Linked DNA regions of Homo sapiens: region 2 is linked to region 1. A link is a loop called in an ENCODE intact Hi-C map of the cell type or tissue named here. Cell type or tissue: gastrocnemius medialis. All regions are shown on one strand. Each heading gives the region's core, and the rest is flanking DNA. Links, peaks and the distances in the headings are about the cores only.

Evidence for each region. Peaks named below come from ENCODE experiments on the same cell type or tissue, not always from the same donor. Only the 100,000 strongest peaks of a DNase experiment are listed, where the experiment ranks them.
Region 2: a loop joins it to region 1, with 6 times the contacts of the local background. A loop is called at or near these places in 2 of 110 quality-filtered maps.

What each region holds. Positions count from the first base shown.
Region 1 is chr2:119,304,803-119,321,548 of GRCh38, reverse strand. It overlaps C2orf76 (chromosome 2 open reading frame 76), which reads left to right. Exons shown (of 6, transcript NM_001322331.2): 3 at 345-395; 4 at 4,046-4,083; 5 at 9,846-9,927. Among named protein-coding and RNA genes, the nearest start is that of C2orf76, 54 kb to the left of the region's middle. RefSeq lists enhancers at 8,178-8,277, 13,715-14,216 and a silencer at 9,532-9,591. In gastrocnemius medialis, for the core only: no CTCF peak of the experiment used is centred there; a DNase peak (open chromatin) is centred at 8,478; H3K27ac peaks cover 1,952 bases.
Region 2 is chr2:119,250,902-119,262,826 of GRCh38, reverse strand. STEAP3 (STEAP3 metalloreductase) reads right to left here. Exons shown (of 6, transcript NM_182915.3): 5 at 7,979-8,143. Among named protein-coding and RNA genes, the nearest start is that of STEAP3-AS1, 7.8 kb to the right of the region's middle. RefSeq lists enhancers at 2,638-3,411, 6,281-7,147, 7,473-8,416. In gastrocnemius medialis, for the core only: no CTCF peak of the experiment used is centred there; no DNase peak of the experiment used is centred there.

The DNA of each region.
Region 1 (16,746 bases), core at 6,979-9,478:
TCTGATGGTTTTATAAAGGGCAGTTCCCATGCACAGACCCTCTTGCCTGGCGCCATGTTAGATGTGCCTTTGCTCCTCTTTCACCTGCCATGATTGTGAGGCCTCCCCAGTCCATTAAACATTTTTTTTAATAGATTACCTAGTCTTGGGTATTTCTTTATAGTGGTATGAGAATGGACTAATATAGATGGCCCTTGGATTTCGGTGATGTATTTATTCTGTGTTCTGTCAGGTTTTTCAAGGTAACTTAGTCTGTAGATAGAAAAGAATAGAACCAAAAGACTGTGCATATTCTATGAGTGTCTATTTGCTTATTGTGTAAAAAAATAATCTTTCTCTTGTAGATATCCCTTTAAGGACCAACCTGCCACCACCATTCAGAAATTATAAATATGGTAACCATTTTTTTATTCTTTTAAAATATATATAAATACAATTTTGCATTAGTTTGTTACAAACTTAAATTTTGTTTTCAAAAATGACTATCTGTAAATAAAAACCAATTTGGAAGTTTATTTAGAAATACAGGAATGCTAGTATATTGCTGAAATGAATTGTAATAGTAAGGAAGTGGCGTATTTGCAAAGAGTAGCATGTTTGCCAAAACTGTGTTTAAAACGAGTTTCTCTGCCAGGTAATTAGAAAAGGAAAAATGATTGAAGACTAAGAATTAAAAGAAGGGATTTAACATTTTAAATGCCAATAATTTGAGCATGTTATATAGTAGTTTTATGTGTTACAATTGATGATTTAAAAATGGAGTAATAAGGTAAGAAGCTAGATGTTGTCATTCATTATTTGTTATAAAGATGGCACAGTTATTAACCTTCAGCAGAGTGACACTCACCAAACTTTGAATTTGAGACTTCATTTGAAAGGTATGATGCACCTAATAAATATTTCTCTTAATTGGTGCAGACATTTTAAAGTATAAATTTTTTATTACCTTAGATTTTTTTTTGGAGTGGCTTTTCATTCTGTTCTCATTTGATAGAACAACTTATGACCTAAAATCCTTTGAAATCACAATCTTCGCCGTGTGTATGCATTTTAATATCCAGAAACTAATTGTGAGGTTATAAGGGGTAGTGAAGCAGAAGTTGAAGGCACTGAGTGGAAAGTACTTTGATTTATTGGGCTTAAAGAATTTACATACTCAATATTGAATAAGATAAAGGAATAAAAAGGATGATTAAGGTAAATATGAAACTTCTCAATTGTGGCTTTCAAGGCTTTCAAAGTATAATGTCTTGAAATATAGCCTTAAACTTGAATCAACTTACAGATGCCATTTTAAATTAGAATAGTTACATATGGTTTCCTTTTTTCATGGTGTGTGTGTATGTGTGTATCTATATGTCTATGTGCAAAGCTGTGTTCCATGTAAGTTCTTTTGAAAGAAATTTTAGATAATGAAAGCGTTAGAATATCCAAGTTGCTAAGCATTATTGTGGTAGATAATGTACCTTTTAGACTATTCTATCTTATTAACTTCCTTCTGCCCTAGTATTTCTATACTATTCAGATGAATTGGCAGAAAAAATGAATACATTTATTTGTGAAGAAATTATAGAACCACTCGAGTTTTGATAGACTTCAAGTGGCTTTGTCTGAACTTGGCTGTTTAACAATCTTCTGCTTTCTGTTGAACAAGAAAGGCTGCAGTGTTATTTTCACCTGTCATTGTCATCCGGGACTGCCACCTCACGGTCTGCGGGACAGGGCACTTTGTTAGGTATTCGGGAGTGGAAAGAGTGTGGAGTCAGATTTCAGTTTTGCCAGTCACTGTCTCCCTACCCTTTGGCAAAGGGCTGATTCTCTCTGCCACCAAGAGCCTGAGATATCTCAGAGCCCTCCTCCCATTTAATTGGCATCCACATCTATTATTGATTTACCACGCATGCTACTTATCTTAAATCCCTATCGCCTAGACATGACCCATGAGGGCACACAAGAATGTAGTTGTTGTACAGTGTGGGCTGCTCATCCCTCTCTGTTTCATAAAGCTGTGTGTGATGCTCCACAAATACAAGATGATATTTTTATGAGGTTGCTTTCCTCAAGGAATTTGTATTAAGAAAACAATGCCCACAGGTATTGTTTGTGATAATTATGAGGATTATTTGAAAGAAGCAAGAACAAGGGAAGCAGCTTATTCAACACAGAAAGGGACAGTAATACATCTCTCTGCTGGTTTGTCATTTCTCCTTTCTTACCCACTCCTCAGGTCACACCCCTTTCTGTTGGAGAGAAAAATCTGGCAAAAACTTCTCTTCAAAACATTTCTTTTTCTGCTAAAATATGTAGCCGTTTAATTGTGTGTTTGCCAAACCTATTAGAGCAGCAGGATTTCTAGTTTAAAGGCTCATTAGCAAAATATATAGAACAGGATTAATATTTAGTAAGGTCAGACTATAGTTTTGCAGGTTGATTGCAACAGACTTTGAGCTCCTGTTATTTTAAAAATACTATTGGCTTCTCTCACTTGTCTCAAATAATAAACATATCTATAGTAAGAAAAAGGACATGATAGGTAATTTGGAATACTAGATAAGCTGAAAGTCAACTTTGTTTATTTTCTTACACACATTTTAAGCTTATTTTTAGCAATTATGGTTTATTTACATCCCTAATATGCATATTTTACTTAGGTTAGATTTATTTTTATTTCTTAGGAATACAGAGTTACTGAGGATTATGTTGACCTTGTATAAAAAATTACAAGGCCAGATGCAGTGGATCATGCCTGTAATCCCAGCACTTTGGAAGCTGAGGAGGGCAGATCACCTGAGGTCAGGAGTTCGAGACCTAGCCAACATGGTGAAACCCTGTCTTTACTAAAAATGCAAAAATTAGCTAGGTGTGGTGGTGGGAGCCTGTAATCCCAGCTGCTCGGGAGGCTGAGGCAGGCGAATTGCTTGAACTTGGGAGGTGGAGCTTGTAGTGAGCTGAGATCATGCTGCTGTACTGCAGCCAAGGCGACAGAGCAAGACTCCGTCTCAAAAAAAAAAAAAAATTGCAATAGATAACTGAAAGTTGACTATTTAAAATAATGGGCAAATTCAGAGTGCTAGTTCTTATCTAGATAGCCACCTTATTGTGTATTATGAGAACATAGTTAAATAAGGTCTGTTTTAAAAATAGATCCTTTCATTTCCTGTCACTGTTGGAATTCCTTGTTACAACGTGATTGATAGGAATGAGTTTTAGTTTAAGTTTGGGAGTTTATTCAATAATACACTGTAATCATAATGCATTCATTAAATGTTTAAATAAAAACGAGTGAAGAATCGGAAACTTTCTGAATTTCAACCTGTTGAATGGCTGTGTAGATTATGTAATTAAGGGCTGATTGTTGCTGAGTTCGAATTTTACCCAAGTGTGGAGAAATTACTTACTGGAAGTGCACAGTGTAGCCTGACTTCAAGATAAACAAATTAAGGAGTGAAGTTGGGTTTGAATAGAGCAGATGAAATGGTGTGAGCCTGTGCAGTATTTGCAAACCAAGAGACAGATAGTGATATTCCTGGGGCATTAGCAGCCTTGCTCAGATTCCCGGTGGTCCTAGATACAGTGTTTGAATACTGAGAGTGGCAACACCTGTATCATCATTTGCTCTCTTGTCATTATATCTCATCTGAATAGATTTTTTTGAACTGCATTTGCTAATGTCTATTTTAAGACTTTTTTTTTTACATTATTTGCTAATCCTGTTCTGTATTGACTCCAAAAAAACAAGGTACAGTAATCTGATTTGCTTGTCTTCCATTCTAAGAAAAAATGTGCTGAGTTGACAAAAAGTTCTGACACACACACTGCTGTGTGTCAAAGACCAAGGCTTTAAAAGATAAAGATCTTTTACTTCAGTTTTAATGATCTACAGAAGTAATTTTTCTTTTGCTGTATAGTATATTTCTAAATGAGTCTGGTTATAAAACAAGGACTTACATTTCTCAATTTCGTAGCCACCCTCCACCCATTTTAATAATTTGAAAAGAAGTTTAGAATAAACTGTGTAAAAAGATAACTTGCTTTTTTCTTTCAGATGCACTAAAGATTATTCATCAAGCACATAAATCAAAGGTATGTTCCACAGGTACAGTATCTGGCACATAGCAAGTAATCAATGTTGGTTGAATTTGTGAATAAGTGAATGAATACATGTACATCTAAAATATTTCCCATTATAATAGCGCTTTTTATTTTGTAGGTACCCTTTTTACTGCCTTAGCTTTTTCATTGAAGAAAAATAAGCTATTTCCCTGTTAGTAGTAGGTCCTTTTTAAAAAAGTGTTAATTAAAAAAAGTATACCATATTTTGTTTATCAAGCACATATTTAACATAAAATAAGCATAAAACTTGGAAAAGTAAATTCAATTTACAGATAAAAGAAACTGCTTATTATCTGGCAATCCAGTGTCTTTGATTTTCTTAATTCTGTACCAGAACAAAAGGGCCAGATGCAGACACAAATAATTCACTTGTTCTAATTTGATTCTTGCTGTGTATAAGAGAAGGCACAGAACTGTGGCTCTGGGAACACACCTTTTAGCTCCACCAAGGCCATGGCCTGCAATCCTGAAGTTGTCTTACCTTTCCCAAAGAGAGCTGTTTATTTATGGGTTTGTTGTGTGTTTATATTTCTGTTTTTTTACTTTTTTAGAGTAACGTTTTTATGAAGCCACAGTCAAAGATTTGTTTATCATACAGACAGAGCAGAGTGATCTTTTTTTCTTTAATCTCTGGCCTTCCATAGAGTCCTCATTAAAGCAGTAATCTTCCTGTATTATATAAACTACTCAAGAATAAGATATTATTTGTCATATCCCAATACCTAGCACAGTGCCTGGCTCATAGGAGTTTTTCCATAACAATTTTTGAATGAAGTATTTATTAATTCATTTTATTTCATTGTCTTCTGTAGTCGTAGATGCACTCCATACACTCAATCACCTTTCAGATAAATGCGTATCACAGATCACAAGAAAATGGCATGAGGCTATGTCTGTTGACCATTGATTAGTAACTGTGTTTTAAAATTTATGTTATTTAAAAAATATTTTTGTGGCTTAAAACAACACACATTTATTCTCCTACAATTCTGGAGGTCAGAAGTCCAAAATCAGTTTCACTGAGCAAAAGTCAAGGGTTTAGTAGGCTTGGTTCCTTCTAGTAACTTTATTTTTTATACCAAGGATTGTATATGCCAGTTTTACAATATCCATTGTGAAATGCCTCAAAATGTCATGCTCACACGTGTCTGGGGCTGTGGTATGGAATCTGCCCTTTTGATTGGTACTAGAATGTGTGGCCACCATATTTGGACTTCGTCCAATTTCTCTCCTCTGGGACAGGAATGTTTTCAACCTCATTCCTAAAATGTAGAGAATAGGTAATGTTCTATATTTTTGTGTATTATATACATCTAAAATACAAATACAAATATAAAATAAAGTTAAAATAAAACAATACGCTCTTCAAAAAGGTTGTAAAGCAAAGCAAGTCCCCATTCTCCATTCATTGCTGCATGTTCTACATCATTTGGCTTTTCATATGCTCATGTTGCCAAAAAGGAGTAAGTAGTAAATTATTCCTTTATCTTAGTGGAGACATAGTTCATCATGTTCAAATTATCAGTATTATAACATTTAAAAAATCTGGAAATTATCCTGTCATCGGAAGACAAAACAATCTTAGAATTGTTACTTATATTTAAGACATATGTTTCACACTGGCAGGTTCTAGTTATAAAATTAGGGCTTGTTTTTCCAGTTGAACAATGTATTTGTTTAAGGGAGGACTCCCAAAACAATTAAGTCACTCAGAGTGCTTCTGGAATCTGGCTTTATGAACTTTGATCCAAATCATAACAATGCTAGTTAAGATGCCCTGGGGATGGTTCTGCAAGTTTCTGCTTCAACTTTTCTAAGGGAAGAGTTCAATATATTTTCACAGATACGGTTTTAAAACTTCAGAGAAACTTCATCCACATGTCCTCATTTGTGCCTTATCCAGTTCACAGTCATTTTTCTCATTTCCAAGTTATTGTTGTCCTTTCATTTTCTATTCCCCATCTGCGGGGCCTGTGGCATTGCTGGCTTGGCCTGTTAGTGTTCCAACTCAGCTGTAATTTTAATCTCCTTCGTCAGCTGAAAGGAGAGACTTCTAAATAATTCCTTTGTCTTAATGAACTCATTCATAAAAGGCATTTTCCCCATTTCCCTAATTTTCTGGGCTTAGAGACTTTCCTAATTGCAGTTACTACATATCCTCAGAAATTTCTTCCCATTCCCACAATAAAAAGACTGACTGGATACCTTCCCACCCGAGCCTCCTCTGTGTGTGTGTGTGTGTATGTGTGTGTGTATTATGGATGGTAATCAGTGGTGTGTTTATAAAGTCGGAATAATTTCTATTAAGATTGAAATAAAAACTTTAATTTCCATTTTATGTGTGGAAGTCATATCCTGGAACAAACTTTATAAGAAATGTGCAAGGTCTTTAAAAAGAAAACTTAAAATGCTGCTGTCCTTCCTCACCCCTCACCACACACACACTTGAAAATACGCATCTAAACTCTGCGATTAATTTTTCAGACCCATTAAAGTGAACTCCTCTCAAGATCTGTGCGTTTCATTGTGTGAAACTGTACTTCAACTTAACAACAAAACAAAACCTGCTATGAGAGTTCCAAAATAAGACTTAAATAGAAATGCTTAGGATATTTTGGATAGGAAGATACAACAGCGTAAAATCAGTTCTCTCTTAATTTACATATTTAATGCTGCCCCAATAAAATACAATACTTGTGTTTATATGTAAACTAAATAAGCTGATTTTAAAATCAGTATGTAAAAAATAAGAATAATCAGGAGAATTTTGAAAAAGAGAAATGAGAGTAATTAGCTCTAACATATAAGACATGTTATAAAACGATAGTAATTAGAACAGTATGGCACTGTCACATGAACTGGTAGTTTAAGGGCACAGAATTAAAAGTTCCAAAATAGACCCCAATATTTCCAAATATGGAAATTGAATGTATAGTAAATATGGCATTTCAAGTTTGTAAAGAAAAGATGGAGGACTCAATAAATAGTATTTGAATAACTGCATAAACATCTAAAAAACAGCTAAGTTGAATCCATGTATTTTTCTTTATGCCAAAATAAATACCCCTTGGATTAAAAAATTAAACCCATAGATGAGGATAGAGATGAAACAGATGGAACATGACTTGATAATTTGTTCAAGTTGGGTCCTGGGTACAGGGCAGGGGGTTTATTACACTATTCTGTATCTATTGTATATTTGAAATTCTCCACGATGAAAAATTCAAAAAATGAAATTCTTAAAAATATTTGAAGAGAACAGGGAATTTAAAAAATCTTGGCGTGAAGAAGGGCTTTCTAAATATGACAGAAAACTGAGAAACGATATGAGATTGATACATTTTACTTCATTCACTAACTTATTTATTCCACGAAAATTCATTTAACACCTTCTATGTAAAAAAAAAAAAAAAAAAAAAAACCACTGAGAAAAGCAAGGAACAAATGAAAAGTGGGGGAAATTTTTCTAACTTACAGAAAAGGCCGAATTTCCTTAGCATGTGAAGATGCTCTAGACTCTACAATTCTATTGGAAAAATTAGCCTACAATTCCATTAAAAAATAGAAAATATTCAGAACTTTAAGCATAATAAAATACAAATTAAGACTATACTTAATCCACACCTGTCAGATTGGCAAGGATCAGAAGGCTTTGCTAATATACTGTGTTGGGAGGGTGTGGGAAACAGGTCCTCTCAGTGGTCCCAGTCCTCTCTGGAGAACTAGATAGCTGGTGGATGGGGATTGGAAGGAGACTGACTTTTCACTTTCTATTCATATATGCTTGGAGAACTTTGTATAATGAGTAGATATTACTTATTCTTTGTTTTTTGTTTTTTTGAGACACAATCTCACTCTGTTGCTCAGGCTGGAGTGCAGTGGCATGAACACAGCTCACTGCAACCTCTACCTCCCAGGATCAAGATATCCTCCTGCTTCAGCCTCCTGAGTATCTAGTAGTATAGATGTGTGCCACCACACCCAGCTAATTAAATAAAACTTTTTTTTTTTGTAGAGATCGGGTCTTGCTATCTTGCTCAGGCTGGTCTCAAACTCCTGGGCTCAAACAGTCCTCTTGCCTTGGCCTCCCAAAGTGCTGGGATTACAGACTGTATTACCTATTCTAAAATGATTTTTTGAGTAAAGTATTTTTTCTTTTAATCTGTATGCTCTGGAGTTTTAAGCCCCTGTGCTCTGCAGTGAATGAGGTCCATAAACCCTGCGTGGCTTGGGCTTCTGATTTGGCTGCTGAGAGGCCTTTCTGTTGACTCTCTGTCTCAGCTGTATTCTACAAATAGAATATGTTGCTAAACAGGTGTGTTCTGGTTGACAAGTAGTGCTGTGTGCCACTAGTGGTTATCTCTTTGTGCTATTTAGGGGCAGATAGCAACTTTTTTTTTTTTTTTTTTGAATGGAGTCTTGCTCTGTCGCCCAGGCTGGAGCGCAGTAGTGCAATATCAGCTCACTGTAAGCTCTGCCTCCCAGGTTCATGCCATTCTCCTGCCTCAGCCTCCTGAGTAGCTGGGACTACAGGCACCTGCCACCGCTCCCGGCTAATTTTTTTGTATTTTTAATAGAGACGGGGTTTTACCATGTTAGCCAGGATGGTCTCGATCTCCTGACCTTGTGATCTGCCTGCCTCGGCCTGCCAAAGTGCTGGGATTACAGGCATGAGCCACCGCACCCAGTCAATAGCAAGTTTAAATTTTCACTTGTATTTATGAGTCTCACTGGATTTGTAAATATCACTGGAGAGCACTCTCATTTACCCCCACCCCAAATCACATAGAGAAATATTCCAATTAATGTGACATGGAACCAGATGTTTTTTAGCTTGGGCAAGGTTTTTAGATATGTGGACTTCTGGCCGTTTGAAGTATACTTGTGGCCAGGTGTGGTGGCTCATGCCTGTAATACCAGTATTTTGGGAGGCCAAGGTCAGAGGATCACTTGACCTCAGGAGTTTGAGACGAGCCTGGGCAAGATAGTGAGACCCCGTCTCTACTAAAAATAAAAAAAATTAGCCAGGCTTGGCGGCACATGTATGCAGTCCCAGCTACTCAGGAGGCTGGAGATGGGAGGATTGCTTGAGCCTTGGAGACTGAGGTTGTAGTGAGCCATAATCACGCCACTGCACTCCAGCCTAGGTGACAGAGTGAGACCCTGTCTCGAAAAACAAAACGAAAAAAGGAAGTATACTTGCTTCTCTCAGAAGTCGGACTGGCCAGAGCTGGAAGCTCAGCTCTGTCGCTGACCAGGTGAGGATGGCAGAAGATGATGATGATGATGCAGCAAAAGAACAGTGACAGCTAAGAGAGAGTGCTCACCCTGCGGCCGGCACTGCTGAGGGTTTATATGCCCCATCCTGTCACCCTTACCACAGGTGATGAGGAAGGGGCCTCTCCTCCCCTTTTCTACCAATGAGGAAATCGAGTCCTAGAGAGGTTGTGTAGCTTGTTGAGAACACACAGCTGGGTGCTGGTGGAGTCTGGATTTGCATCCTGATCTGACTTCACGCCCATGCCACAGAACTGTCCCCACTGCTTTATGTGGTGCGTGAGCTCGGCAGGACCTCACTGTGCCTCTGTTCACTGCCCTCATTACGGCCAGGGCAGTGGAATCTACTTAGATTATTGCTGTGCTCAGAGTTACAACTCTGTGTCTTTGAGAAGTCTCACCAAACAAACCCATGTAAGTACTGATAAAATGCAGATTTTCTTTTTTTTTTTTAGACAAATGAACTTGTGTTGAGTTTGGAAGATGACGAAAGACTCCTGCTGAAAGAAGACAGCACTCTGAAAGCAGCTGGAATCGGTGAGGAAGGGGGCCTTGTGTTGCTGGAGGGGGACCTCTGCCGGCCTATCCTGAGGCCTGGCTGATGGTATTTGGATAACTCACTGGAAAGTAAATGCTGTCCTTGGTCCCCCTGACACTGCCCGGTAACTGTTCAGAGGAGGAGGATGAGAATGATGTGCATTCCGATCTCTTGGCTGAGGACAGTAGGTGTCTGCTCTCCAAATATGCAGAATGCAAATGGCTGTTTTCAGAAGGTATGCTCAGAATTCTCCTGAGGGTCATTTTAAGTGACGGGTTGTAAGTACCACGTCTACTTACTCTTATCATTGTCACTTGAGCCGATGGTTGGAGAGAAATGGACATAGTAAGAACTAATGAGGAATAATGAAACGCATTGTTGGTATCACATGCAGTGTGGTTTTTGATAGTCTTCCGAATCACTCAGGGCCCACCAAGGCATGGAATTTAAAATAGGAACCTGGTGTGTGCAGCTGAAAAGTACCTGATTGGGCCTTCCAGCCTAGAATGTGCATGTGGTTTTATTCTAAATAAATGTTATGTGACATGTTTTGTGACCATTAGATGTCACTGTTATTCTACGTATATGTACACCTAAAGCTGATCTGGCAGGAGAGGGAGTGGAGATTGTCAGGGAGGTCTGAGTGGTTAAAGGCAGTGTGCCCCTCACACACCTCTGCGGTTGGTGACGGATGCAGTGTCACAAGCCATGCTTCTTCTTAATTATTTATTAATTTATTTATTTTTTGAGACAGAGTCTCACTCTGTCGCCCAGGCTGTAGTGCAGTGGTGCAGTCTCGGCTCACTGCAACCTCCATCTCCCGGGTTCAAGCGATTCTCCTGCCTCAGCTTCCTGAGTAGGTGGGACCACAGGTGTGCACCAGCACGCTTGGCTAATTTTTGTATTTTTTTAGTAGAGACAGGGTTTCACTATATTGGCCAGACTGGTCTCGAATTTCTAACCTCAGGCGATCTGCCTGCCTCGGCCTCACATTGTTCATAATTATTTATATGCACTTGTTAAGGAACACGGTTAGTGAGGTGCACATTGGGAGCCTGAATTTTTTTTTTGACAAGTATTATTTTGAGTTACTTTAATCACTTGTATCAGGAATTTACTTCTGATTGATTCACGTGATGAGCATGAATTCCTGACATAGATCTTCTGAGTTAAATAGGATCTTAAATACCATGTTGTGAAATCTTAGACTTGATTTCTGTGTTGATGTCTACAATATTTGCTAGAATATTCTTGTCTTTCCATGTTATGAATATGTAAGGTTGTTATTTTGAAGAATGATTTTAAATTTGGCATTTGTTTCTTTAAATGCTATTATATTATTGTAGCAGGTGGCACCTTTGTGATTGGGGCATGTAGCACCCATAAGGTAGCCCTGCTTGTTGTTAAAGCATAAAGCATAATGAATATTACAGACTGATATTAATGGGGGTGTTGACAGACAGCTCCATGGAAAACACTGGAGAATCCAAAAATGAAAAAAAGGGTAATATTTCACAGGATGATAAAGTTGACATTTCAAATAAGTGAGGAAAGAATGATTTAGCCAGAAAATTATGTCAAGCCCATTGCCAAAGCATTCAGGAAAATAAAATTCAAACTCGTATCTCATCTCTGTTTTTATTACAAAATAAATTGTAGATGGGTTAAATGTTATAATGTAAAAAAATTTTTTAAAAAGAAAGTGTAGTTCAATAATTTCATAATCTTGGGAAGGAGAAGAGTTTTCCAAGCATGAGCTCAAAGACAGAAGCCATAAAGGGGGAGAAGTGATAAATTTGACTACCTATAAACTAAAAACTGTAAACACAGTTAAAGGAGAAACAATAAACTTTGAAAAATATCTGCAGCATATACAACAGATAAAAAGTTATTAGCCTGGGGTCGGGCATGGTGGCTCATGCCTATAATCCCAGCACTTTGGGAGGCTAAGGCGGGGAGGATCACTTGAGGTCAGGAATTCGAGACCAGCTTGGCCAATATGGTGAAATCCCATCTTCACTAAAAATACAAAAATTAGCCAGGTGTGGTGGCACACGCCTGTAATCCCAGCTACTTGGGAGGCTAAGGCACGAGAACGGCTTGAACCTGGAAGGTAGAGGGTGCAGTGAGCTGAGATCATACCACTGCACTCCAGCACAGCACTCCAGCCTGGGCAACAGAGTGAGACTCTATCTCAAAAAAAAAAAAAAAAAAAAAAAAAAGAAAAAGAGAAAAAAAGAAAAGTTACTAGCCTGACTTTATAAAGAGCCCTTGTAATTACTATGAAAAAGAAAAATTCTATTGATAGAAGAAATAACTCACACATAAAAAATAGCTCCACCTTATTAGGAGAGAATGAGTACTTATTAGAAATGAGTACATAGATACTGTTTTATGTAGTAGAGTCTAGTGTTAAGACTCTAGTCTGGGGCCAGGTGCAGTGGCTCATGCTTGTAATCCTAGCAGTTTGGGATGCCAGGCTAGTGGATCGCCTGAGGCCAGGAGCTCTAGATTAGCCTGCACAACAATTAGCATGCTCATCTCTATGAAAATAACAGAGTCCAGAGCCAGAGTGCTTGGGTCCAAAACCTGATTCTGTCTTTTACTGTCTGGGTGACCTTGGACAGCAGCAATTGTTATAAGATTAGCAGACATGAAAAAGTGGCATTGTCCAAGGGAGTTCAAGGTGTAGGAAAATGGATACTCTTATACCACCGTCGGGAATGAATATGACCTTGAATTTTCTGTGGGTCGGTTTGACCAATAAGACTTTCTCAAGTTTGAATTTCAATGGTACTTGTTTCTAAGCCAACAGGGACAAGCTGTGAGGTTGTGCTAAGTCTTCAGAAGGGTGGTGGGGTTAGCCCTGACCTTCCCTGTATGTGAAGCACTGATGTAGAGCTTGATTTATTGAATAGAAATAGAACATACTGTGTGATACCATTATTGTTTGGGTTTTTTTGTTTTTGTTTTTGTTTTGAGACCAGAGTCTTGCTCTGTCGCCCAGGCTGGAGTGCAGTGGCACAATCTCAGCTCACTGCAGCCTCCACCTCCTGGGTTTAAGCAAGTCTCCTGCCTCAGCCTCCTGAGTAGCTGGGATTATGGGTGTGCACCACCATGCCCAGCTAATTTTTGTATTTTTTAGTAGAGACCGGGTTTTGCCATATTGGCCAGGCTGGTCTCGAACTCCTGACCTCGGTTTTCCACCTGCCTTGGCCTCCCAAAGTGCTGGGATTACAGGCATGAGCCACTGTGCCCGACCCCATTATTGTTTTAAAATGTTTAAAGTATACATGTAAGATTATTGTTTATGCGTATATGGAGAAAAGATCATACGCCAAAATTATAGAAATGGTTTCTTGAGGTGCTGGCATTGCCAGTAATTGATATTCTTCTTTCTTTTCTGTATTATCTAATTGCTTTTATGGTGATTTAAAAATTTTTCTACAGTTTACATGTATTCCTTGTAATTAAAGGACGAATTTTTTTTAAAAGTATAAACCCATGAAGTTGGGGAAAATCGGTTAGAATGAAGGCTGTGTGCTTTGCTTGCTTTCTGTAAGCCTCTTATCCTCTCTGAAACTCTATTTTGTTTTCTGTAAAAACAGAATAATGAAACCTATTCTAGAAGGTTGTCATAAAGGTTGTGTAAAACAATGAAGGCATCCGGAGTGATGTGTGTAAAAGGCCCTCAGGAACAACTGCTTTGTTTGGAAACTGTCCTGGAGAAGGCAGTTGGCAAGTTTTGACTTTACTAAAATATTGAGTTGTTGGTCTTGTTGTGATTAATTTCAAACTGACTTATGTAATGAACCATCTGTAAAGGTGAGAAGCAAATCCCTCTTTTTGTCCTCTTACTTTAAGGCTATTGGTCCTGGATCAGAGTCAGATTATTTTCCCAGATTCTCCACTCATTTCAGGGTGTTGTGAGGACTCCAAACTGCCCTCCGAACTCCTAACTCCGAACTCCGGCAAGCCAGCAACCCTGGGCTCGGGGTGATTTGGGTCCCTGCAGGGAGCGATTTTCTCTTTGTTATCTAGAGTGGTGTTGCTATGCTCTTGGGGACAAGCTGAGGTTATACCTGGGGAAGGAGATGAGGGTACCTGGAGAGCAACAAAAAATTCTAGTGAGAATTGAGTTGTGAAAATGATACTTGAAATGTGATTTTTTTTTTTTTTTTTAAGACAGAGTCTCTCTCTGTCGCCCAGGCTAGAGTGCAGTGGCACGATCTCGGCTCACTGCAACCTCCGCCTCCCAGGTTCAAGTGATTCTCCTGCCTCAGCCTCTGAGTAGCTGGGATTACAGGCATGTGCCACCACGCCCAGCTAATTTTTGTATTTTTAGTAGAGACGGGGTTTCACCACGTTGGCCAGGCTGGTCTTGAACTCCTGACTTCAAGTGATCTGCCCACCTCAGCCTCCCAAAGTGCTGGGATTATAGGCGTGAGTCATTGTGCCTGGCCTGAAATATGTGATTTTTCTAGGGAATTTTCCCTCCCTCAGTGCCGTGTCTGGTTAGATTTTTAAGAGGTTTAAGAGAAAAATTCGAAGTCATCTCTGTCTCCCTTTTCACTGCTTGATCTTGCTGTAGAGCTGTCACTGCTATCACAGCCAGTTGCCATGGGAATAATGCCAGGGTAACAAATTTATCGTTAGGACTTTTCTGCAGTAGTCATGAAAGGAAAAGAAAGGCTGCAAGTGGGGAAATTAGGGGAAAAAAAGGTGTTTGAAGATTTCTTTTCTCAGGGAGAAATTCTCTAGTTCATCCTTTGGCTTTTTATCTGCACTGCAGATCCCCGTGGAACATTCTACACCTGACGTCAGTGGAGTTTTTGCTTGTGGACCCAGTACGAAAATACGTACTTCAAAAAGATTTGATCAGTAGAAGCAAGAAGAGACTTTTACCTAGAAATGTTACTTATAATTTTTTGTCAGCAATTGTAGTTTTATGGGCTAATTCCCCTAAGTAATAAATTTACATGTAAGCTTTTTTTTTTAAGTGTTATTTTCTCTCTTTCATTTTGCTACATTCTACTACTGTTGTCTTTCGAATCTGGTCTGGTTTAAGAGAGAAATTGTGGCTGGGTAACTCTTCCAAAGCCAGTTGTGTTTCATTGGAAACATTTTAAAACAAGATACAGCGGCCAAACTCTAAGTGTTTATCTGAGGGAAGCATTCTCGGCAAGCCAGGTCCTGTAATAATTCCAGAACTCCCTCGTGGTTCGTTTTCATTTTGCGTGTCACTTCTGTCATCTGCCCCCAACTGGAACCCTGTCGTTCACGCCTCGCCCCTTTGGGTGATCTTGTCTGTACAGCTAATATTGTGGGATTCTGTGGCTCCCCCTTCTCTTTCGGGATGATGTTTGATTTGTGTTTCCTTAAGGTGTGAGTCCCATTCCCTTTCTTTTTCTGGGTAGCAATATTTTAGGTCATGCGTGTTTTCTTCCTTCGACAGTATGTTATGGTGGCCGTTCTTCACTCTTACATAGAAACAGTGATAATCTGGTTACTCGGTAATGTGGGTGTCGGACCCAGGAAACTGGGGGATTCCAGAAGCAGGACTCAGAGTGAACCTCTGTAGAGTGTTTCCCGTTTTACCTTCCCACACCATGGTGGAAATTACAGGCATGTACCCAGTCTATCAAAGACCGAGGTTTTTTTTGTTTTTTTTTTTTTTTGTTGTTGTTTTTTTTTTTGGCTAGTTGTTTTCTTCAAACTGTAGTTTGAAATCTTCTCTGCCAGCAGATCCAAAACAAATATTTGAAGCAAGTCATGAAATAAAAGGCACAGCACTTGGGACGTCTGTTGGTGATGAAAACTTAGAAATATAACTCAGCTGTGAGCACAGCTTTGAATGATTTATAGATTAGGATTTTATGACATTTGGGAGGCTAGGCTATACTCCTAGAGCGGGAGAGAGGGTGAAACTTTGTCCTTTTGGTCTCAGATTGCCACAGAAGCCACACCTCGCCCTTCCTGTATTTTTTTTTGTCAACAGTGTGCAGTTATTGTCACATGTCAGCTTCCAAGATTGTGGATTTTCTGTACCACAAAATCAGTGCGTGTGTCTCAGGCTCCTTTTTCCAGACAACAGGGGCTGTGCCTCATACTACGTTGGTGCTGACTAGCATGAGGCTAGGGACTCAGACATATGGGTAAATCCTTGTTGATAGATGAGTTTATTGAGATAAATTAGTTTAAGAGTTTAAATACATTGCATTTAATTTTTCTTGGGATTTTATACTTAAAATCGATTGTTCTTATATTCTTTCATTTAAAGTCATTATCATTATGTTCCTGTTAAAGTTGTGTGTGTGTGTGTGTCTTGTCTGTCTGTCTGGAAGCATTATAAAATGATTAATTTTATATCCAAAGTTTGAAAGCCCTAGCTTGTGTTTATTTCATTAAACTTGAACATCAGTATTAAAAGGATCCTGCAAATGTATTTGGAGGGTTCTTGGTTTCATTTGATAGTAAGACGAAGGGATGAAGTGGCAGTGTATTTATTGGATTTTAGATTGCACATTCATTTCAGATTCCCATGCCAAGGCACTCTGCACCTGACTGCACTGCCGCCTGCAGCACATTTAATTTAAAATCAGGTGCCCTGGGGGACCAGCACAAGGTAGACTTCCTGAGGGTTCATCCCCAGCCAGTTTTAAAGGAGCCATTTTAAATAGTATTTGGGAAGCAGGAATTTAAGGGATAATGGTGGAAAGTGATGATGTAGAAACCTTAAAAATCATTTATAATTGGTTTTCACATAAATTGGCAAATAAATTTGCAGCATAAGTCCCTGAAATCATTCTCTGAAACAT
Region 2 (11,925 bases), core at 758-3,257, 53 kb after region 1:
AAGGTGTCTAAGGACCCACCAATTCACACGGATTCCATACAATAACTATATGACCATGCTTTTTCCTTAACTTTGTTATTTGTTATCTCTGGAGGCTGCTGGATGATTTCAGATGGAATTAAGTTCAAAGAAGTTTAAAAAACATTTAAGGCCTGCTGCGGTGGCTCTCGCCTGTAATCCCAACACTTTGGGAGGCCTAAGTGGGTGGACTGCTTGAGCCCAGGGGTTCAAGACCACCCTGGGCAACATAGTGAGACCCTGTTTCTACAAAAAATACAAAAAAATTAGCCAGGCTGTGGCAGCATGTGCTTGTTGTCCCAGCTACTTGGGAGGCTGAGATGGGAGGATCACTTGAGCCCAAGAGGTCAAGGTTGCAGTGAGCCAAGATTGTGCCACTGCACTACTGCACTCCAGCCTGGGTAACAGAGCAAGACCCTGTCTCTAAATATATATATACATATACATGTATATGTGTGTGTGTGTGTGTGTGTATAAATTTTACTAGTTATGTGTGTATTTTAATGTATATTAGAGTAACAAGTGTCTGCTTGCATACCAAAATCATAATTTCACAGATAACATTTGGCCTAAGTTAAGATCAGACAAAAAGTGGATTGATTTTAAATTAGCTTGAAGATAAATGCAGAGTAAATAATTTACAGATGGCACGTGGATTTGGCACCAGTAGCGAAGGGGACTCACGGGGCCTGTGGTCTGGGTGACCTGGCACCGTATAGAAAGCCCCAGAACACCACACAGATGCCCTCTGTGCATGCTAGACCTTCACCTCCCACCCCACACTGGGTTATAAACAACCCGGGTGGAAACCCCGCTGGGCCTACTCTTCCATCTGGAGGAGATTAGTGACCGTTGGGAGAAGAGACCATCCCAACTCTAAATGGAAATGGTCCCGGCCATTTTACAATGGAGCTTCACACCCCTTGAACAATGTGTGGGCTTTTGTGGGTCACTTCCAGCCGAGAGTGGCTGATCCACCACCCAAAGCATGACTTTCTGTAAGAGATGCAATGTGAAAATGGCTGGGAAGTGCTGCTCTATGACTCCAGCCTCTTGGCATGTACGAGTTCTCGTGGACCACGAAGGAAGAGATGCAGGTTCTACTGTTGGTGCTGGTTCAACTGATATGAACCCTGGGCAGGCGACTTAATCAACTTCAGTGGGAGATAAGTAATTTCCAAAGCTAAAGTCAGAGGGGGAAGCGCTGAGTAGTTGCAGTAGCCTCCATCTAGTCCCCTAGACAGGGCAGGCAAGTGACACAGCAGAGGGCACCGAGAGCGAGGGAGTCGTGGCACAGGGGTGCTCTGACTGAATTCTGCTAGCACTGGTGAGCCACTGAGAGCTTTGGGAGAGACCTCCCACGTCTATTACACAGGGATGGAAATAGCGATGACCCATCAAGCAATGAACACATATGCATTTTCTCCAAGGAGACATTGCGAGGGTGTAATTTAAGTGTGGCGGCACACTGAGACCTCTGGGTGGTCTGCATGGACTGAGCCTCCTGGATTCCCTTCTAGCCCAGCTTGTTGGCATCAATCCAGAGCCTCGGCTGACAGACGCTTCTCATTTGCACTCCCCTCAGAAGTGTTTCTAAGTGGGTCTGATTCCACATTGGGCCCCGTTCTTGCTCCTCCCTGGTGTGTGTGTGTGTGTGTCCCTTCATTTCCTGCTCCAGGACAGACACCAGGACAGTGAACGTCAGTGAGTGAAAGAACATGGTGTGGGAGAATTGCTTGTAAAGCTTTTGCTAAAGATAATAATAAACATTTTCCAATGGCTGCACACTACAATTTCACAGACAGGTTCTCACGTTCAACATTCTTGGGCCCAAGTAAAATAACCAAATAAAACCTTCTCTATCCTTCCTCACCCTCTCTGGTTCTTCTTGGCTTTGTGTCCATTTTTGGAATCTTCTTGGCCCAGTCTTTAACAACTTCTGGCTCACCACGAAGAGTGAGGAAGCCACGATTGGCTTTATGCTGTCACCCACAGTGAATTCCTATCATTTTAATGTGGTCACCTCCCAAAGAGAAGACTCCTTGACTGTCAGTTGCACATAAGCAAATCCTTGCCACTTCCAGAAGTGTCTGTCAAGAATTCCAAATCCCCTGCAACTTCTGAGCCACCCCAACTTTTCTAAATTCTAATCTCTTAGTGTGGAAGACTGTGGTTAAAAAAGTCCCCAGCACTGACCATCAAGAATAAGTCTTGGCTGGGTGCGGTGGCTCACGCCTGTAATCCCAGCACTTTGGGAGGCCGAGGCGGGCAGATCACCTGAGGTTGGGAGTTCAAGACCAGCCTGACCGACATGGATAAACCCCGTCCCCGTCTCTACTAAAAATACAAAATTAGCCAGGTGTGGTGGCGCATGCCTGTAATCCCAGCTACTCGCTTGAACCCAGGAGGTGGATGTTGCAGTGAGCCAAAATCACGCCATTGCACTCCAGCCTGGGCAACAAGAGTGAAATTCCGTCTCAAAAAAAAAGAAAAAAAAAAAAAAGAGTAAGTCTTGAAGTCAATCACCCTGATGTTCCCCAGCCAGGTGCCCAGCCCTAACTAACTGTGGGCCCTCCCACCCCTCCTCATTGTGGACTTATTGGTGTTGCCAAGATGGCTGGGTGATGCCCTTTATCCCCAAGAGTTTAACAGTCTGTGGCTTTTAGACTGTGGTTTTCAAACCTTGCTACACATTAGAATCACCCGGGGAGCTTGGGTAAAATACTAGTGCCCAAACCCCACTTCCAGAAATTCAGATTAAGTTGGTTTGGGGCGGGGCATCTGTTGTTTTTTAAGGTTCGGCGGATGAGGCTGATGGGCAGCTAGGACTAAAGCCACTCATTTAGGAGACTGTCGTCACCACACCCTTCTAGCTTCAGGGTGAAAAGTCCACACGGGCCCCTCTGCTCAGGTCACTTGCCTGAGGAAGACCTGGACCTATCTGTTCCTTAGACAAAGCCCCACTGAGAGCCTTTTGGCGCCCACCTCTGTGTCGTGGGCTTTCCCAGGAGGTGCAGCAATGGGAGCCCATCCAGGCCTGGAAAGCCAGCCTTAGTAGCCCCAGTGAGGTCTTTGCATCTCCCTCGGGTGACATGCCCTGTAGCTCCAGTGTTTGGTCTGTGTGGGCCACTGTCCCCAGCCCCTGATCTGGAGAGTGATGAATTTTGCTGGGCACTCTGGGCTCTGCACAGGGACAGTGTGGAGACGCTGCTCCCAGGCCCACCAGTGGCAGTCAGCTCCTCCTGTTCATATAGCCTCATTCTTGTGCCATTCAAAATCCCATGGTGCAGACAGCAGGAAGTTCCAGCCTCAGGCCAGTGGTTCATAGCAAGGGCTGACAGCCAAAGGCCAGCCAATAACAAAGGGCCTTTGACTTTCCTGTCCCAGTGGGAAGCCTGCATGATTCCAGGGAGTTTGTTTCCCAAAAACTCTCCTTGGGAACAATTTAAAAATCCCAGAACCCAAAGAAGCCCAAAAGGAGAGGGATTGTCATGAGGCGATTAATAAGATCCCCAAGCTAGAGCCATTTTTATTATACGTAAGCTTGTTAGCAAAAAAGAAACAGCCAGGTCGTTGTAGCTCCTGCTGGTGCTCAATTACTACGGCACAAAGGGGCTTTGGACAATTGCTCATGAAGCTGGGGTCAGGCTGGTCTTGTCATTATTTCAGGCAGGTGGCTGGAGTGGGCAAGGTCACAGGCAGTTCCTCTAACTCTGGGAAAGAACTTAGGTTCTAAAAGCTGAACCCTCATTTTTCTGCGCAGGTGAGCTGCTCTGACTGGAGTATTTTGCAGTCTAATATCTAACAGCCAGTTAAAACTGGCTGAATTGAAACACTTAGCACAACCCAAACCAAACCAAAACAATAACAAAAAAATACCAAAGGAAGGCTGGGTGCGGTGGCTCACGCCTATAATCCCAGCACTTTGGAAGGCCGAGGCAGGCGGATCATGAGGTCAGGAGATTGAGACCATCCTGCCTAACACGGTGAAACCCCATCTCTACTAAAAATACAAAAAAAAAAAAAAAAAAAAATTAGCCAGGTGTGGTGCCGGGCGCCTGTAGTCCCAGCTACTTGGGAGGCTGAGGCAGGAGAATGGCATGAACCCGGGAGGCAGAGGTTGCAGTGAGCCGAGATTGTGCCACTGCACTCCAGCCTGGGTGACGGAGTGAGACTCCGTCTCAAAAAAAAAAAAAAAAAAAAAAAAAAAATACCCAAAGGAACACAAAACAACATGTAAAACTTTGAAAACAGATTTGGGAACAAAAGGATAAATGCAAGCACAAGTCACCTCTTTGTGGAATCAATACACTGTTTCAATGGTTTTTAGCTAAACGAAGTGTCTGAGGTGTTCAAACCAGAGAGACTTCACCTGAATGGGGGGCTGGGTAAAATGAGGCTGAGACCTACTGGGCTGCATTCCCAGGAGGTTAAACGTTGCTAGTCACGGGATGACATAGGAGGTCGGCTCAGGATACAGGTCATAAATACCTTGCTGATAAAACAGCTTGCAGTAAAGAAGCCAGCCAAAAGCACCAAAACCAACATGGCAACGAGAGTGACCTCGTTGCTCATTATACACTAATTATAATGCATTCGCATGTTAAAAAACACTCCCACTAGCGCCATGTCAGTTTACAAATGCCATGGCAATGTCAGGAAGTTACCCTATATGGTCTAAAAAGGTAAGGAACCCTTAGTTCTGGGAATTGCCATCCCTTTCCTGGAAAACTCATGAATAATCCACCCCTCGTTCAGCATATAATCAAGAAGTAACAATAAGTATAAGCAGCTGAGCAGCCATGCCGCTGCTCTGACTATGGAGTAGCCATTCTTTTATTCCTTTGCTTTCTTAATAAACTTGCTTTCACTTTACTCTATGGACAGGTCCTGAATTCTTTCTCGCGTGAGGTCCAATAACCCTCTCTTGGGGTCTGGATCGGGACCCTTTTCCGGTAACAAAAGCATTACAGATCTAGGGGTCAGCCAAGGCCCCTCAAGAACCATGGCTGTCCCCATAGCCTGGTGTCTGCTGTGGACATGTGTGTAGGGGAGGGTGATGGGGCTCAGGTAACTTCTCACTAGCCACGCTAACTTTAAAGGAGAAGGTTGCAGCTTACCTCAAAAGCCAGCATGCCACTGTTGGCTGCACGCATCCTGCATTTAACGTGTCCAGCTCAAATCCTCTTGATGACCATATGGGGTGGACACAGGCACAAGTGAGCAGCAGAAGCTCCGAGGGCCTAGGAAACTTGTCTGATGATGCGGGGCAGGTAAGTGGGGGTCTTGGGACTGAGATTCAGGTCTTCGGGTTCCACTGCCTGTGTTTCCTGCACTGGAAGTTGCCACACACTGCGGCATGCGCACCTATCAGTCACTTAGGGAGCTGCAAAAATAGATTGCCAGAGCCATCCCTCAGCATCTGAGTCCACGGATGGGAGGCAGGCCTGGGTTATCTCTGTTTCTCCAAGAGGGCTCTGGCTTCAGCCTATTTGACAGGGACTCACAGTAAGAACCATGTTTTACTCTGCTGTCCGGTAGACAACGAGGTATGCTACATTTGCAAATAAAACTAGCAATTCCATATAACTGAAAAAGTATCCCGACACCATGCAAAACACTCCACTGTTTTCTTTGTCATTCTATTTTATTTCATTTTTAAAATGCTGCTTGTGATCCATGGAATCAATTGCATGACCCACTAGTGAGTGTCCGCCAGTTTGCAAACACTGACTGGACCACTTTTAGGCCCAGGGTTGGGGTTCCTTGGCCTCTGTCTCACTGTCTCCTACTGAACTCAGAAATCGGTGGTTGGTACCTTAGTCAGAGATAATGGAAATGTGGCCAGATACCCTAAGAATAATAGCAAAATGCTTTTTATTTTTCTTTCACACATAATCTCTTACTGTGGCTCATAAAATCCCTGTAAGGCATTAACTCCATTTTTCAGGGGTGTAAACTGAGGCTCTTGGAGCAGACATGCTCTGCCCACAGTTACAGAGCAGGGTTGTGGGGAGGGAAAGCTGGAACTCAGGCTTCCCAGGCGCCGCTGACATGTGCCTCCTCCATATTGACATCTGGTTTTTGTGGATGGAAGGCAGGCACTGATTTCCACAAGTAAAATCCTGCCTTTCTACCCACCTAACCCCCCCTGCTCTTGCAGTGGCAAAAGGACTGTCCTATTTGTATTTCCACTCTTTAATATGTAAAGTAGAATGCAGCTGCTAGGGTCTCAGTCAGCTCTTGCTAACAAAATCAAATCCACCGGCTTTCTCTGGCAGGCAGAGCCAGGGCATGTAATCTATGGCTGCTTAAGGGAGCGGCTTTCTGGTGAGGGGAGCAGCCTGCAGTCTGCTTTAATTGTGGATAAACCATGCACGCCGGATACTCCAGGTGGGAAGAGGAAAATCCTAGATTTGGGTATGAGACACATGGGGATTAGTGGCAGATAAATAAAATTCTTCCCCTTCTCGTATGCTAACATGTGTCAGCCATGAGCCCTCCTCCAGGGACCTTCTGAGATGAGCAGAGCCAGGGAGATTCAGAGGCAGACACACTTTAAAAAACACACGGCTACAACTCTGTGTTGTTCCAATGGATGTGAAGCATCCCTGGTCAGGAGCAATTAATTTGGATTACGTAAGAGCATTACGCTGTCACTGTCCCTGAGTCCTGTACCACGTCCTCCCTGCACAGATTTCTGTTGATAGTGGGGGTGGATAGGATGGCTGTTCTCTGCCCTGTTACAATGGCAGGATACAGCATTAGTCAGCTCCCACTCATGGGAGGGGAGGAGTTAATCCGCCAACACTGACCGCAGATTCTGTGTGGAGAACAGTGGGAGATGCCAAAGAAATGTAAACAATGTCCCTGCCTCCGTTTCCTTTATCATGGAAAGATGGCTCTGCCTGTCTTGTTCTCTATTGCATCACAGGCCTAGCAGGATGCCTGGCCTGCAGTAAGTGCTCAATAAATGTTTGTTGAATGAACAAATGCAAAAAGAAACTTTTGCCACTAGCAGCATTTCCCAGAGTATGTTCTGTGGAGTATTTTTTTTTTTTTAAGAGGCAAGGTCTTGCTATGATGTCCAGGCTGGACACTTGAACTTCTAACTCCTGGAAGAATCGCTCAAGCTCAAGTGATTCTCCCACCTCAGCCTCTGTTAGTAGCTGGGATCCCAGCCACATGCCACAGCGCCCAGCTTGTGGAGTGCTGATAGCTGTTATTTGGAAAAAAGGAGGGGGAGGGTGCTAACACTCCAATAAGTCTGATTAACAAAGGTTTGTTTGTTGTAGATGTTATTCGAATCTTTGATGTGCCAAAGTGCATTGTGATCTCTTAGGGGGAAGTAAATCTTTTCTCAAATTCATCTGATGACAGACCTCCTTTTTCTGGATTTTTTCATAGGAATGGCATCCTTGGGAAAAAGCTGTGTCGCATCCCCTATAAACTGGGGTCCTAATGCTTGTGTCTCATCCACGCTGCATGAATCAAGGGGTTAAGGGGAACAACAGAGCCAGGTTGAGATGAGGGGTGGAGGGTGGTGGGCTAGGCTCGCTCACTCCCTAGACTCCTACCTAGATGGATGTCTAGGTAGATGATGACTCCTACCTAGACCAGCAAAATGTCCAATGACTTCATGTCATTCAATTTTGTTTGGAAAGCTCAAGAATTCTAGAAGCTTGAGAATGGTGGACCCAGGGCTCAGTGTCCTGGTCTGTAATTTTTTCACATGCCTGTGTCTGGCTTCCTCATGTGTTGGGAGGTTAAGCTTGTAGCAGGCAGCCCCTATCAAGAGGCTTGGATGGGCCCTCTGGGTCAGGAAGGCCTGGCATCTCACCGAGTGGTCCTGCTGTGCAGATGATCAGAGCCCAGGCAGTTCTCAAAGGCAGAGCACTTACTCATGAGAGGTGGGCCAGGGCCACGCTGAAGCTGGCTGGCAGACTAGAGACTACTTTACCTGAACGAAGCTGAACTCCCTCCAGTTGAGCGAGTTTGCAATGGACGGCAGTGAGGTCACGGCCAGCAGGGACAACGTGCCGAGGGCCAGCACTCCCAGGGAGAGGTAGATCTCCATCCGCCAGACCTCCTCCTCCACCCAGAGGTGGCTCTTGTTGGCCAAGACCTGACATGGATGGAAGGAAAACCATGAACACTGTGGCAAAGGCTGGTGCCCCGGGAGGGCAATGATGAAGGACACAAGAAAGACAAGACGGCGGGCGCTCACACTGCACCTGACGCTACCTGGCTCTGTGATAAGCGTTTCTCAGGCATTAACTCATCGAATCCTCAAAACCACCCCACAAAGTAGAGATCACTATTAGCCCATTTTAGAGATGGAGGAAATGAGGCACAAAGATCAAATCACTTTCCCAAGGTCACATGTAGCTAACAGATGCAGAGCTGGGATCAGGACCCACTCAGCCTGGTGCCAATGACCGGGGCTCCTGGGGCTTTCACATATCTGCCCCGGGGCAGCCAATCAGAACAGTCACATCAGCAGAGTAAGGAGTCAACCAGAAATACAGCCCTTAAGCATGGCTCCGTCTCACGGTTTTCCGGCCCCAGAATCCCAGGACAGGAGAGAGGAGCTCTCCTAGCTCTGAATCCCCTCAGCCAATGAGCTCACACCTTACTGGCTGCTTCCCTTCCCAGCCTGTCTCACCCTGAGCCCTCTGTCTTCCTGGAGCCCCACACTGCCCCCATCACTGGCTCACACTCAGGACATACAAAGACACATACAGACACTGAGCCCCCAACACTCCCCGACCCAAAGCTCTCAGCCTCCCCTCTTCCTACCCAGTTCTCTACTTCTGCCTGAGGCACACAGCCTTGGCTCAACTTTGCCAGGCAAGAGAGACTGACGGCCATTCACCAAGCAGTTCAGTGACCACTTACGAAGCACCTACTGTGTGCCAGGCCCTGGGCTACAGAAAATAAAGATACCTGCCCTTACCCTGCCCTCACAGAGATCTGGGCCCCCCCACCAAGTTCCAGGACATATAAATTGGGGAGCCCCTATGAACCTGGAGATTTCTGACCCTTCTCTCCCCACCTTGCCACTGAGCCCCCTCCTAGCCCAGCCAACACTCACTCGCATAGTGCCCTCATGAGGAAGAACTTTTATCAAGGTGCAACTAGACCGGGTAGCAGAGTTCCTGGAAGTCAAGGTGTTCTCTGTGAAACACTGTGAAATGCTGGTACTTTTATTCTATAATGTCAGCAGAACAAGGAACAGTATTTCCATTAGAAGATGTGACTACACTTTAATAGGCAGCCTCTCAAAACAGAATGACTCATACAGGTTTTTTGAGAAACAATTTCAGCAGAAAAAAAAAAACACGAGCTCAGTTACCACATAAAATATTAAAAGTGAATCCACTGGGCTGAGCAAAATGGTTGTACAGCTTATAAGAGAAAGTTTAAAGAAACAGAGAAAATGCCATCCATTGAGTGCTTTTCCTGCAATCTGTGAAAAATGATTGGCTCTGTTCTATTTTAGGGCAGGCCTGGCTCACTTTGGTGACTTTAAGCCACTAAGGGACCAGGAGTCTAGGGACCCAGCCTCTTGTCCTGACCACCAGTGGCATGTGACTCTGGCAAGACTGTCTCTGGGCCTCAGTTTCTCTACCTAGGAGGTTTGGATGAGGTCATGTCTGAAATTCTCTTGATTTTGCTTATGTGCCTGCTGTGGTTGAAGTCACCATTAGCTGGAAAGGCGTGCAGAGGGCAGAGAGGTCTCCTCCGTACCTCTGCCCAGAGAAGTCTTACTCACACCTCACAGCATGAATTGAGTAAGTCATCTCCTCGCTGGAAGTTGTTTGTTCTTTAACTCTGCTTCATTAGTCATTCCTCTCTGCGCCTCGGGAAGATCAGGCAGTTAATGTCACAAGTCAGAGTTTGGATGATTACACACACGTATACCACATTGGCTTGTAAAATGCCTTGTTTTTTTCCTCTAACATTTCCAGTCTGCAGTGACGCTGGGAAGGGAGGGATGAGGTGGGCTAGGGAGCAGTGGATGGCAAAGACCCGCATGAGGACAGAACCTAAGCCAGCCTTAGGAGTCCATGAGATTCTCAGCCAGCCTATTAAACCACAGTGTTGTGCTCAGAGCTCCCTGGTGACCAGTGGCACACATGGCTAACTGGAACGCAGATGTAACAGCTCCCCTAGTAAGTAAGTCTCTATGTTTAGAGATGATCAAGTTCACCACCTTCTCCTTGAGAAGGCCAAGGAGAGTGTTCATCAACAAGAGATGGAAAGACAGCATTCAGGTGTGGGATTTCCCTCTAGGTTGCAGGTCAGACGCTGAAGGACCAGTGAGGCTGCAGCATTAGCCCCTCTCCATGTCTTCATAGTGGGTGATGGATGGGAAGAGAGTGGTACCAACTCACTGCCTGCCAGACTCAGAGGAGGAGGGGGTGGCAGGGTGTGGAAGGGCAACCTTGGGGCATAGAGACCATAGGCCTGGATTCTGACGCTGACTCTGCCACTGGTGGGCAGTCATGAGACCCTGGGCAGTCCCTTTCCTGGCTCATAGCATCATTGTATCTTGCTGTGTTACTGCAGGACTAAAAGCATTACGTTTGTGGAATGAGTAGCATGGAACAGGCACACAGTGGGCACTTAATGTAATAAATGGCTGTTGTTCTTAGTGGCAGCAAGGCAGTTAGACTAGTTCTTGCTCCAAGCTCTACGTGCACTCCTCTTAAGATGCCTGATATTGGCTCTGTGGTGGCCAATTTAAAAATCAGTCACTCAGTGAGCATGCACTGTGAACCTGTGTTAGGAACCATGGACCCCAAGGTGTAGAAGACCCAGTCATGGACCTCTGAGTCGGGTATGAAGTAGTGTGTAAGAAAAATAATAAAAAAGTATTTACAAAATGCAACAGATTACAGAGGCAGGTATGGGGAAGTAAGGGGATAGTCTGGGGGAGCTTAACAGAGGTAGGGTTTTGAAGGAGGAATAGGAGTTTGCAAGCTGTCAAGGTGTCCTGGGGTGGGCGTTCCAAGCCGAGAGGAATGAGCTCTGCCCATTTAGAGGACAGTATGGGACCCAAGTGTTGACACGTCACAGGAGAAGGGGAGATGAGGCTGCGGAGGGAGTCTAGCTGCATAGTGAGGGTTCTACCATTATCCCAAGGACACTGGGGTCACTGGATCTTTTCAGCAGTGACATGGTCAGATGAGAGTTTCAGACCATCCTGTGCCAGCCATGTGCAGATGTAGCTTGGGGTGAAGGTAATAGGAGAACGGGGTGAAGGTAACAGGAGAACAGTGTGCAGGTTAAACATTTCTTTGATCTTGATCTTTGAGTTTGATGTTGAAATGTGTATTTCCAGGGAAATACACAAGCAAATCCAAATGCCCTGTACAAATATCGGTTATTGTTGGTAATAATACTGTCTGTAAACATGGTCTCAAAGGTTTTCTCTACAGCTGGCATACACCTTTGCCTCCTAATCTGCAGACTCAGGGCTGTAAGGAAATCTTGGAGGAGTTTCTTGTGCCTAGACTAATGTGCTCCCTTGACCCAAGGGCCTAGTGGGCAGTTGGGGTGGTGAGTGGCCATGTGGGGACCCTGTGGTGAGGTGCCCATGGGCTGGCAGCAGAAGCCACACATCAAGCCTGAGCCACCCAGGAGTCCCTGCTGTTTGGGGCTGAAGGCAGAACAGCCTCAGGTGCCCAGGCCCAGAACCGCGGGCATGGCTTACCATGGACCATCCAGAATCTGCTTGGATGTGCCCAGGCTTGGGCACCTCCCCGTATCTGGGCTGCTGTGTGTCAAGCCCCTGCCTCCCTCCGACCACCCACCCCGACATAACCACATCAGCCCTGGTTTTGCCCTTAAGAACTCTGCAGAACAAGTTTAAGCCCCTTTGCATGAGAGGCCTTCGGTGTC